Regions from separate parts of the Homo sapiens genome. Here region 1 is linked to region 2. Evidence: chromatin contacts called from ENCODE Hi-C or POLR2A ChIA-PET data. All regions are on one chromosome and are shown on one strand. Each heading gives the region's core, a stretch centred on a gene start or an enhancer-like site at or near the end of the contact. The rest is flanking DNA. Distances are from core to core; before and after follow the strand shown. Region 1 overlaps RAPGEF2 (Rap guanine nucleotide exchange factor 2). Region 2 overlaps RAPGEF2 (Rap guanine nucleotide exchange factor 2).

Region 1 (7,030 bases), core at 1,200-3,699, 38 kb before region 2:
ATCACTAGCAATGAATTAGAGAGTTACGTCTTGAACATTATTAATAACGGGGTTAAAAGCTAGATTATCCAATGCTCAAATTCACATCTATACCCAAATGGTGAAGGGGCAGAAAAGGGGAAGTTCTGCAAGTTTCATTATGTTTATTGATACGGTATGGTTAAGTGGATATGCTATGGTTAAGCTGCAGTGTTTTATTTAGGAGATCTCAAATACTTCTACACTAAAACATACAAAAGAGCTATCCTAAGAAGGAGAGAGATGTAATAAAAGGAATACAAGCTTTGGAGTCAGATGGGCAGAGTTCAAATCCTGATCCCCACCACTCCCTAGCTGTGTGACCCTGGGTTTGTTAGTGAGACCATATTTGCAAAAGACGGTGAATAATATCTATGCAACTAGGCTGTGTGGCTGAAATTACACATAGTTTCAGTACTGATAGTTTCATGGCAAAATCAGATCCTGGAAAAAAAGGTGATTGAGTTCACTGCCAATGAGATCTGAATAAAAGCACAAGTAATCCTAAGAATATAAAATTTAAAATATTCCTGAGACACTATATATATCAGAATTTTTACAAATTAATGTATCCTTTTATGATGTGTCTGTATGCCAAAAAAAAAAAAAAAAGTTGAATGAATTCTTATAATACTTATAAGGGTCCCTAAATTGTCTGTTTTATAAATCCAGATTTTTATATTAGGTTTAAAGAGAAGTGTACCTGACATATATTTTATCACATCTGTTATAAATATACTTTCCAAATGACATTGGTAAGAAATCTCATATCCTTAAGATTGAGAAAGAGGAGAATGGGGAAATTTTCCAATTTGAAAACAGCCACTTAATTTTTCCTCCAAGAAAGATTGGCTAGGAACATATTTAAGACTGGCAGAGCTGGACAACAAACTGTAAGTATTTTCCTCTCTAATGTAAGTTTACCTTCCATAGCTCAAGACTGTTTTACAACACTTAAAATGAAGTCGTTAAAAAAAATTCTGCATGCATTCCATTAACATTTGGACCTACAGACTTTCTACCTTTAAAACATTCCTTATAATATTTACACTTCACTCTTAACATTGTTTAAAATTACAAGAGGTTTCCCACAAGTTTCAGGTCACATTGGAGTTACTGAAACTGACTTTGAAGACCTAATTTAATTTAGCACCGTTCTTGGATATTTTTTCATCTGTGGATGGTATTAGAAAACAAATTAAAATTTTGTATATATTTTCTTCCAAAATATATCCACACAACTGAAGTATTATTTGAAAAAAACCTGTTATATTGAAGTAATTCAATATAACACATCAGTAGCATATTGTCAGGTTAAACCTTTTTAACATTTTTTTGCAGTATTTCCCAAAATATGCCCCACAGTACCTTGTCCTATACAACATTGTATAGCATATATTTCTGCCAGGTTCACAAACTACATTAAAGTTCATGCAGGAGAGGGACTAATAACTTTACCCACGAATTTCCCAAACAAGGCTAATGCTGTCTTTGAGGTGGGGGCGGAGGGTGCCTGTTACCTCCAGAGCACGTATCTGCTAACACTGTGTCAAGCACACCATGTTCAAACCACCTCGTTCCAAGGCTCCCCACACTGGAATGAAACCCAAACACCAACAACCTCTTGTACCCTTTCCACATGATGACCAGCAGTCTTTGGGTACAGCCTAACACAAAGTCCCTCCAAACACTCTTCCATCCTCCTCTGCTCCAAGACCCCATTTAACACTGGCAGTGAACACTTCCTTTCTGAGCCTCTAAAGTTCTTACCACCTTGACCATTCACATTAGGGCCTTCACATGTGCTCTATGTGGGCACTTTAATAGGTTTGTATTTTATGTCCTCGATCAGAGAAGCACCTTGAACAAAGACACTCGTCTTCTCTTACATCTCTTTCTCAGCTCTGCATCTAGCAACGAACGGTGGATGTGCTGGGTGCAAAGAAAGAAAAGGGCAACATTCCTGCAGGGGTGGTGGTATGCATGATCTTAAGCACTCCCTGAGAACAGGGAGAGAAAGAAATGCAGGAAATGTGTTTTCAATCTGTGTGTTACGGCTTCAGAAAACTCACACCTATACAGGCTGAAATAATTCTGTAAATAACCACAAGGTGGCAGACTGGACCAACCGTCCTTCCTAGAACCCAAAAGCAGTCGCCGGTCTCGCAAGTGAGTCAACACAGAGATGGGGGTTTAAAGCATTCCTGAAGATCATCTTAAAGAATATGATGATTCCTTTCTCTTTATGTCCCTGACGAAAAGGGGCAGGAAGTCGGGAACAAGTCCATCAGCACTCCTATTAAAACTGTTTAACTTCTATCATCCTTAGCAGGGAAATGTTTATTTTAAAACAGCCTCCCCAGATCTTTGTAAAGCACCAGAGCAAATAAAACAAAAATGTCATATCACCAGCCTGCTGAGGTGCTTTGTGCATCCGAGTGACTCATACCCCAGAGTTACATCATCACATACTTTTGAACAATGTAAGAAAAAAAATCCATAGCAGAGTGTATGGTTTTCAAAAAAAAAATTATTATTTTAGAGTTACAATAATTACTTTAACCCTAAATCATATGAAGGCAAAATACTGTTTCTGAACTTACTAATTTACACCCAAAAGAAAAACAATCTCCTAGGATTGTGATTTCATTCAAATTCACATCAAAGCCCAGGAAAACCTGATAATGACATTACTGGTCATTGCTGATAAGGCCCTCGTATATTTCTTCAGCCTCGGATTCCTAAACATTATAAGACACATGTATGGCTTAAACTTTATTAAGACATATGTATGGCTGAGTGCAGCCATATATGTAATCCCCACAAATGGCTTGAGTCCAAGTTTGAAACCAACATGGGAAACACAGTGAGACCCATCTCTATAGAGAAAAAAGAAAACAAAATTAGCCAGGTGTGGTGACGAGCACCTGTGGTCCCAGTTACTGGAGAAGCTGAGGTAGGAGAATCACTTGAGCCCGGGAAGTTAAGGCTACAGTGTGCTGTCACTGTGCCAATGCACTCCATTCTGGGCAACAGAGCAAGACCCTATCTCAAAAAAAAAAAAAAGAAAGAAAGAAAAGACATGTATGAAGAATGCTAGAAGTAAATTATAAAGACTCAAGTCATTCCCTGTTTGTCTAAAACTTCTTCAGGTTTCTTTTCCAGAGGAAAAAAATAAACAAATCAATCAAAAAACTTCCTCAAGTGTTTTCCACTGAAAAAGGCATGCTTTTTTAGACTGAGTTTTTGAACAATTCCTAAACTTGAGACAAAGGTGATTAGTAATTACCTCATTAATTAGCCATAAAAATTACAAAACAGACTTGTAAATTACAACAAAACACTCTTTTATCCCATTCGTCTTCTAATTCAAGTTGGTGTCAGGGAGCCCCAGAGCAGTCAAGTGTCAAGGGACAAGAGCTGAAGAAGGTACCAAGTACTTCATAAATTTTAAGGGACAGATGAAGTATCATCTATAATCTGCATTCTCAAAGAGTTTATCTCTCATTGAAGAAAACACAAGGGTTAAATGATATAGTCACAACAGAAGTCACAGGCAGTTTTTATGATTACCAACTGGGTGTTATGTTTAGCAACCTAAAATGCATACTATGCACCATGTTAATTGTCACGTCCCTGGGAAAAATGATCCCGTAAGCAAGTTTCACTTGTTAAGTTACGATTTTTCATTAGAAGAAGCAACAATTTAGTTTTCACCAAAAACTCATTTTGTTAACAAATAAGAAAAGAGAAAGTGTCCAAAATCAGTTCGCAATTCCTGTTTTCAAGAGTCAGTATAAATATTTCCCCTTCAGAACAATGTATTACACCACCAAGCCTACAGCTTCCCAGAATTGCCATCTCTTAGGCAGCAAAAATACATTTAACAAAAGATATCTTCATTTTAAAAGTATCTTATTTTAATAGACTCTCAGACTGCAATATTTGTAGTCAAATTTTAATTTACATGTGTAGATTAACATACTATATTTGCACTGGTTTTTTCCATCAAAAGTTAGCAGGCTGTGAATGATTACATTTAACATTTAAGTAAAACAACCAAAAACAGAAATCAGCTGCGTATACACACAGAGAACAGAGGCACAGACATACACTCTCTCTCTAATAAAATGATTCCTGAACTATCTTCAATTTCAATTAAAAAATAACATCAACCAAACACCTTCCCCACAAATTCTCCTCTATCAGTAGAGTTAAAACCTTCAGCTTGGTGTTCAATTCATTTCCCAAATACAGTCTGGCTCCAGTTAAACCTCCTAGAAACCTTGTTGAGCTGGGGGTGGACAGACAGGGGCTGCTATACATCATTCCACTGAACTCCTATCTCCGCAACAAAGGGCCATAGAGTCTGCACAAATCACCCTCAGGAAACCTCAAGTTTCTAATACCAACCTAATTCCAGAGGCACTATCAACAGCACTCATTTTGAACATTCACTGTACAAATCTCAATAGTCCTACCACGGTAGAGTTTAGATAGTCTTAATAAAAGCAAAGCGGAATAGGTCACTGAGGACACCAGTTCTTTATTGCCTCTTAGCAAAAAAGAAGTACTCTTTGAATGGAAGGTTTTAAATATAGAAAATTTCATTGTAGCCATTTTTCTAGGACAAAAGACAAAAATAATTTGACATCTGTTTTTCCCATCTTGAATGTTTTACCAAGGAGTCAACCACCAATAGTACTACTTATTCTCAAATTTTCTATTTCTCAAGAGGACAGGAGAAGCAAATGAGAATATTCGACATATGTAATTAAAGCCTTCCACTATTGGTCAGAAAATGAGCTAAAATGCTAAAGAAATTTTAGGTCTGTTCAAAATTGATCTCTTTTAGACCTATCCATGAAAGGTGAAGGAGCAGAGAAGAGGAATAGTTTATCCAATCAGATAAACTATTTAGGGAAAGGGTGCAGAGGAGGGCAGTTACAGAAAATGCTGGGTATTACTGAATTTCAAAGAAGAATCAGAGACTTAAAAATATGTAAAAATATGTATTTTCTAATCAAGTGCTCCACTAGAAGGGACAGCAAGTTATAGTTTCTGAAGTATCTCACCTTTCAATACATGTTTTGAATTCTCCTTTGAAGCTAAGAATCTCACTTTACTTATCCTACTGATAACTGTTCTACCTCCCCCACTTACAGAGGAAGTAGCATGCGTGCATTACAACTTAAAATTGTACATGTGTACATTTGATTTATATGACAGACTCCATCACATTCATAAATAAGTAGACCTTTACCTTCACAACATTGATACTCTGACATCCCACCCCCAACATTTAAAGCCCTCAGATCATCATTACCAAGATTCTCCAGAAATCAGAAGGAAGCAAAGAGCCCTTGGGGTGGTAAGAGTGAATATCCTATGAAGTCAATTACTGCAGAGCAGCCATCACAATCAGAAAGGAACATGAATAGGGAAGGTAGGAGAACGGTTCCCAACTTCACATTTCCTAAAATACTTGTGCATAACTTAAAATGTGTGTTGCCTCAGGGCCAGTGTTATAAAGGGTGGTTGGGTCTATCAGCTACTGCATCCGAGAACTACAGGACCCATACAGGAAGAAGGAAAAGGAAGCTATAAAATATTTTCTTGGTAAAAGATTTCAAAGAAGGCTAGTGAAAAGGTTCCAAATGTAGGTCCACCAGAGAATTCTCACTAGTGTGTGGCAAAATGAGAGATTAAGGACAATGAGTTGAGATCCTTGATAAGCTTAATGTATTCCATTTAAAGAGTTCTCCTTTATTGTGGGACTGTAACCTTCCCTTTTTTTTATAATGTCATTACTTGAAATTATATTGATACTAGATAGTAGTTCACTGTTTTATCTAATATCCTTAACAGAAGAAATGTTTTAAGTTGCCTACCCTATTTTGGTGCTGTAACTCTTGAACGGTAGTATGAAGGGCAATGGTCTTGGCTTGATGAAAATCCAAAAACTTGGGACACTTGTCTCTGACACCTACCTAAAGCAATCTTACTGAGTGAGTGAGGTGACTGCAAAGTTGCAGAATTATTTACCTTTTACTTCCGGCTCTTATTCTCTATGAAAACTTTCCAGAAAAAAGTATTCTAGGTATTTTGACCCTATCCCATGAAAGATTCTTAAAAAAAAAAATTTAAGAGACACTCCTTTTACATGAAAGATATCTCTAGAACTACTAGTGGAACTCTGGGCCTTGGTATAGAACGAAAAATTTGCAAAATGATGTAGGAAGATGTTGTGGACAGAACAGGTAATCACAGTGCACCTTTCCAGGCAATTCCCCTGCATACTCTCTGCTTGCCAGGCCACTAGGCAGATGAGTCACTTGAGCAACACTGACTGAGTTCAGTATCTGACTGCCATTTACCAGCTTGGCATCCCTGAACAAGTCACTCAACCTCTCTGTGGCTCAGTCTCTCCACCCGTAAAATAGGAATAATAAGAGTATCTAAGATTTTCTAAGCGAATCATCAGTGCCTTGACGTGTAGTAGGCACTTTCTTTTATGAACACTGGCATGTGGAACATTATTGTTGTTCAAGTTAAAGGTAATTATGAAAATCAAACGGAGAGGAGTGCCTCAGGGTGAAGGAGGTTATCAGTAACTCTTTGGCTTCTGCCAAAATATGTCAGGCTGCAGAGATTTCCTACAACATACTCAAAACAGCATTTTAGTTTATCTTTTTTGTTTTCTTAGATAATGTCTGGTCTTAAAGTAAAATAACAATGTTGCAACACTCTAATAGTAGACCACTTAAGAAGTAGACAGGGTAACAGAACAGAGAGATCAGAAATAAATCCACCATTTACAGTCAACTGATTCTCAAAAAAGGTACCAAGAGCACACAATGGGGGAAAGAAGAGTCTCTTCAATAAATGATGTTGAGAAAACTGGGTATCTACACATGCAGAAGAATAAAATTAGACCCTTATTAATACCATACACAAAATAAACTCAAAATAAAGACTTAAACGTAAGACCTGGAACCGTAAAACTAATAGT
Region 2 (6,585 bases), core at 3,550-6,049:
TTTTCAACATTTTTAATGTTCTGAGTGACATTAGGGTACTTCTTACTTTCAAAGTCAAAAATAAATAAATACCCAAATTAAATCATTTTTTCAATTGTTCTAGATAACATTATTTAAATAAAGATAAAATTGCTATTCCTACAATCTTAGATGTACACAACGTAGAAAAGACATTTGGTCACACACACTCAGAAGGTACAGGGGAATTTGCTTTGTCTTTCATTCTGCACATATGCCCCCAACAACAGTGATACACTGAGATACTTCTCTTATGTTACAGATGGGTGAGGTTTTCTGGATCCCATTTGTTTGTTGAGCCTGTCTCTCCACTTAATATAAATTATTTATAACTGAAGTAAATGTAAAACTGGTTAAAATTATCTTTAATAATGGCCACTAACCACATAAAAATATGTTCAGCCTCACTCAGAATCAAAGAAATGTTATCTAAAGACTGATAAAATTTTTCACTTCTCAGATTGGCAAAAGTGGTAAAGTTTAATGAAAATCCATCGCTGGCATGGACTTTTTATACACTGTTGGTGGAAATATAAACTGGTACAGGCTTCTCAATGAGCCATTTGGCAATATCTACCAAAATGTTAAAAAATATATATAAATATATATATATACACACTTAGTCTCCATAATTCCACTACCAGGGACCTAAGCTATGCATCTACTCACAAAAAGCATCTACAAACACACATACACATACACACAATGATATTCACCACAGCACTATGTGTAAGGGGACATGGAATCCAGAAACAAGCTAAATGTTCATCCTTCGGGACTGCTAAGATAAATAATGAGGTATCCAGGGGAATACTGTGCTGCTGGACAGAATGAGGCTGACCTTTGAATCATCTCGTGGAAATATTTAAAAGGAAAGGCAAGAACTATGTGTATGAAACGACTGCCCAGTCTGGGCATTTGTTTAACTTACAAAATATATCTAAATATCCCGATAGGATTATAAAAATTTTTATTCAAGTATATAAAAAGGAATTAGGAAATTTGGAACAGTGGTATACAGGAGGAAGACTTTCTCTTATGTTGTTTTAGATTGGGTTGCAAAGCGTTTGTATTTTTTATTTTAAAAAAGTACTTTTAGGCCAGGCGCAGCATCTCATGCCTATAATACCAGCACTTTGGGAGGCTGAGGTGGGTGGATCACTTGAACTCAACCCCGTCTCTACTGAAAATACAAAAATTAGCCAGCCGTGGTGGCAGGCGCCTCCAGTCCCAGCTCTTCAGAAGGCCGAGGCAGGAGAATCACTTGAACCAAGGAGGCAGAGGTTGCAGTGAGCTGAGATCGCGCCACTACACTCCAGCCTGGGCGACAGAGTGAGACTCCGTCTCAAAAAAAAAAAATTTTTTTTTTTTTCCAGAAAAAAATTTTTGGCTTACCAAGATTCAACATCATTGCTTATACGATCTTTCATGAAACATTAAATTGGTGTTATCAATGTTAAATTCTGTCCTCCCAGGCCCTATCTGCTAAATAACAGGCTGGTCTTGTTAATTTCATTTCCTATTTCTTTGTCTACTAGAGAGTTGTCACTGAGAACCTTTCCTCATCTTGATCCCCCGGTAATTAGAACAGTCTTCTACATTACCTTGGTTATCCACTTCTCTATTTTCGCAGCCCATGGCAAATCCTGAATTCTCTGATACTTGTAACATTTAAAGCTGTCACATGCAACCTAACATTTGGCAATTACAAAGAGACATCCCAAAAAATATCTTTTAAGAAACAGTAATATCATTGGAATTAATATATACCTTCCAATAACAATTGCTTTTAAAAGAGAAAGGTAAGTTCAGGTTCATTTGCTGTTTATTTGCTTGATTCCCAGGAGGGGAAGAGTAATTTTTTAATATTATACCTCCCATTTTCAAACTTTCTTGAATAAATATATGTAAATGTAAAAACAAATGGCTATACTAAATTACTGAATCTATACTAACCATATTTAACTACACTAAAACTATTTCTACCCAAAATGGAAAATTATCTCCTAATAGTATAAAACGTTGAGAACATCAAGCTAAACATGATAATGAATGAATCTGAGAAAATACCTCTGTCAACTTTCAAAACTTTATTCTGCAACATGCTATCTTGGTCAAGACAATTTATCACTCATAGCAGTAATGAAAAAGACCATTTAGCACTCCATTAAATCTAACATTCTTGAAAAGGTACTCATAATGGTGAAATGGTATAACTCAAATTCTAAGCATGAGCCTCCATTTCCCTTTCAAAATGTATCTCTTAGCACACAATTCCTGTTTACTGGATGTCTTTCTTCCTGTTCCATGACTCCACCCCTAATAGGACAAAACTAAAAACCTGAAGGAATCTACTTTTAGCACAGACATTCATTGAGGTATTTTCCATTTAATAAACAGGATGCAAAAGTTGTTTATGCTTGACAAAAATCTGTCCTCTTTGTTCACTGTCCACTTACTAACACTGAACAATGGGAAATCTCTTAACAAACCACATTTAACAAAAGATAACTTTAGAATAATTTTGAGCTTAATATCCCCGTAATAATTATATTTCAGGATTTAAAATTACCAAAACAACCTTTAAGGAAAAAAATTTAAAGTGCTACATTTTTTTTTTTAATTTCACCAGTATCACACTCCATGTATTTCAGAACATGCTGTATATATGACAGGTAAAGGAAATATTGCTCAAAATGCCTAAGGTTTTCATTTTTTCATTCTATGCTTTAAATGTGTGTCTTACATTATATAGGATGTCCTTCTCAAAGCCTTAATTATTACAGAAATATGATCTGAAATGAGATTGAAGAAACTGTATAGAAGAGGCTACTGGGGAAGCAACAATCCTTTTAATGGAAACACTTAATGGAGTCTGTCATTTGACTCGTGCATACCAAGTTTCTTTCACCCTTTTCCACACTGCTTCCTCATTGCACTTCCATGCTATTGTATGAATTCTTCACCTATGGGTACTGCTTTCACTGGACTGTGAGTTCCCTGCACTATGCCTTACCAATCTCTGCATCCCAAAGTACTTGGCAACACAGTGCCATACACACACGGTAGGTGTGCTCAAAAATATCTGGCATGTGACCAAGGGCCTCAAGTGTGCAAATGTGCCCTTCCTAGAGCTTTACACCATTATGACTTATGCCATATTCACCCATTCACTGAAAATGTTACCTAGTCAGATGCACCAAGTTGCCTGAGACTCTATTTCATGGAAAATTTACATCATCCTTCTGCTTTACCTATTTCAATTCGTTACTGTCCCCAGAAATTTCCTTCACGTGGTAGTTAAGTTGGGTATCCTTTCAGTGCCTATAAACTATAATTTAGGAGTACATGATTGGTATCCTTGCTCTGTAATTTTTGGTTCAAATGGTGTCAGAGAAGAGTTTTATGCTCCAGTGAGGTAAACAAGTAGACAAAAATATGCTTTAAGATTATTACACATTTCCTAATTCTTTCAATCACCCAAACTCAATATATAATTTCAAAATTATCTTGTCTACATCATTTTTTTAAAAAACATTCCCCAATGTAGAAATCATATTCTTTCACATGGATCTTTGTACTTCCCAAATGAGTCAATTAACCTACCACAAGAGATCATTTCACTTATTTAGTACCATCTATTTACTCAAGCCAAAGAGATATGAACACAGTAGAATTCTCTTAAAATTTGGCCTACATCCTAAGGTCTGAAATTACTCTTACCTCTCCCTACACCTGCTTAAATTTCAAAAGCTGAAAGAGATAAGGCTTTATTCAATGTGGCAGTGAAAACTATTACCAAACCAAATGCATCAGTATTAGTAACTTTAGCTGGATAACTTGGAAACACTAAAATATGAGCTTTATACTTTTCTACTTTCTATCAAAAAGGAAAAATAGTCTATATCAGTGCTTTTAGATGTTTTAGGTATAGATACCCATCTTATATGCATATGTGTGTGTGTTTGTGTGTCTCCATCCATTTCAAATCAGAGCTCCTTTCAGCAACGTAGGGGTGGTATAAAACTGGTACCAATGTAAAATCTCTATGGAGATACCTCTCATCCCAATACTTTCTTAGAGAAAGCTTGTGTCTCAGGCCACATGATGTGGTAAAATTAAACCATATTCATTAACATTATACTAATTAGTAATTCAGTCTGTGCGAAAGTCAATTATACCATGAAAATTAATAATGCAATAAAATCTTATGTGGACACATTTCTCCCACTCAAGAAAAGAATTTAAAAACCCTAGCTAGCACATTAGTTGAAAGCTAATTACAAATCACTAATTTTTTAACTCATTAAATCAATTCAAACAGGATAAAGAAATGTTTTTAAAGAATTACAGTTACTCTTTGTGCTTATAGGTAATTAGTTGCATGTATTTTTAATTTTTAAAACACTCTACCATGTAAGCATTTCAGAAATTTAACCTCCCTTCCCAGTAAGTTTAAATCTTTGCAGGTTTTTTTTTTTTTTTTTGCATTTATTTTTCACAAACTCATTCTCATTTCCTAGAATGATACCTCAGGTATAAATACCTAAAAAGGTGTGTTCTTTATTCTCTCTCACATACAAAAGAAGTGCAAAATAACCCCAGTATTAAAGATGCTACTATGGTTACATGTTATGGATTAAACTGTATTCCCCTAAAATTCATATACTGAAGCCCTAATCTCATGTGATAGTACTTGGAGATGGAGGCCTCTGGGAGGTAATCAAGGTTGGATGAGATCATAAGGGAGGGGCCCTGGTCCAGTTGGACTGGTGTTCTTATACAAGAGGAGAGACACAGAGCACCTGCTCTCCCTCTCCCTCTGCTCCTCCTACATTTCCCCTCCTATGAGCTGAGGAAAGGCTGTGTGAGGACACAGCAGGAAAGCAGTCTGCAGGCCAGGAGTAGGCCTTCACCAGAAAATGATACAGGCCAGAACCTTAATCTTGGACTTCTGGCCTCCAGGACTGTGAGAAAATAAATTTATGTTGTTTAAGCCACCCTGTCTATGGTATTTGGTTATGGCAGCCCAAATGGACTAATACAGTAAACTTCTTAAACCAAGGTAAGTTTCAAAAGAACTTTAAATGTAATCAAATGAATTTATAGGCCCACTGAACAGAGCCAAAATACAGTTACTACCAACCCCCCCACCTTTTCTGTTTACAAATAACCTATGATGATTATAAATTTACCTTCTTACACAGTTTTAGCACTAGCAACCAATGGCCATTAAGGACAGGAAGCCTAGGATCAAGGATGGCACTTTTCACAGTGGTCAGGAATACAGGCTTCAGGGAACAGTAGCCAGTTCAGGTGCAGGCTCTATTTTTTTAATGTCTATACATTTCCAAAAATTATTCCTTAAGGAAGGTTACCAAACTTTCTCATGACTTCATAAAATTATATTATATTCAAGTTCAGTTGAAAGAAAATAATGTATACTTCAAACACCAGAAACTATTATTAGAGTAAAATATATAATTATAGAAAACAGAACTGAAATTTACATTTCAATTCAATTCAACATATTCAACATTAAACACTTCTAGCATGTCAAGCAGTGTGCTAGGCATTCACATTGTTTAGAGAAAATAAAGACATTTACCTATACATAGATGTCAAATATGAGTTAAAAAGCATAGTAGCCTGAAATCCCTACCCAGTGAAGTCCAAACTACAGTACTTACTGGACATCTCCTCTTTGTATTACAAATAAGCATCCCAAACTCTCCTTGTTCTAAAGCTAAACTCCTAATCACTACCACCACCAGCAACACCCACTGTTCACCCTCTTAATCAAACCTGGTCTTCCTGAAGTCCTTTTCTCCAATAATTAACATCCCCAGCCATCCAGAAACTTTCAAGTCATCCTTAAGTCCTCTTTCTTTCACACCCAAATCTAATACGAATAATGACTCTGCTACTAATACAATTAATTTGGAGAACTGTGCCAAGTGAAAAAGTGGCGTTTAATAAAGTAACTTGTATCCATAACATATAATGAAACTCTCACAACTCAAGGAAAAACAACCATATTTTTTAAAATGCTAAATGCAATATCGTACACCTGGACTGGATCCTGGAGAAAAAGAAAACATTAGTGGAAAATCTGGCAAAATCCAAATAAAATCTGCAGTTAATGGTATTGATTCAATATTAATGTCTTACTTTTGACAAATGTACTTAAATTATTAACAGCAGGAGAATCTGAGTGTCAGGTATACATATGGAAACTCTCTGTACTATTTTGGCAATTTTTCTGTAAATCTAAATTTATTTCAAAACAAGGAATTAAGGCCAGGCACAGTGGCTCACGCCTGTAATCCCAGCACTTTGGGAGGCCGAGGCGGGCAGATTACCTGAGGTCGAGAGTTTGAGATCAGCCTAGCCAACATGGTGAAACCCCATCTCTCTAAAAATACAAAAATTGGCCAGGCATAGTGGTGGGCACCTGTAATCCCAGCTACTCAGGAGGCTGAGGCTGGAAAATCGCTTGAACCCGGGAGGCAGAGGTTGCAGTGAGCCGAGATCATGCCATTGCACTCTAGCCTGGGTGAAAAGAGC

What was found. A loop is a pair of places that touch in the nucleus more often than their neighbours do. ChIA-PET counts read pairs that join two places held with the same protein, here RNA polymerase II (POLR2A). Pooled maps may share reads with other maps.
Region 1: a map of psoas muscle shows a loop between it and region 2 (7-fold over the local background). The contact joins two enhancer-like sites. A Hi-C loop is called at or near these places in 2 of 168 maps with a recorded cell type or tissue (Caco-2 and psoas muscle) and 3 of 50 pooled maps. POLR2A ChIA-PET finds 5 or more read pairs at or near these places in 2 of 52 experiments (A673 and CD8-positive, alpha-beta memory T cell).

The regions. Positions count from the first base shown.
Region 1 is chr4:159,170,815-159,177,844 of GRCh38, reverse strand. All of the region lies in intron 1 of RAPGEF2 (Rap guanine nucleotide exchange factor 2), which reads right to left. Among named protein-coding and RNA genes, the nearest start is that of MIR3688-1, 45 kb to the right of the region's middle. RefSeq lists an enhancer at 1,727-2,459. Within about 2 kb of position 2,449, at least 14 of the 41 ENCODE cell types and tissues checked have a DNase peak (open chromatin) inside an H3K27ac peak, as active enhancers do.
Region 2 is chr4:159,135,630-159,142,214 of GRCh38, reverse strand. All of the region lies in intron 1 of RAPGEF2 (Rap guanine nucleotide exchange factor 2), which reads right to left. Among named protein-coding and RNA genes, the nearest start is that of MIR3688-1, 10 kb to the right of the region's middle. Within about 2 kb of position 4,799, at least 2 of the 41 ENCODE cell types and tissues checked have a DNase peak (open chromatin) inside an H3K27ac peak, as active enhancers do.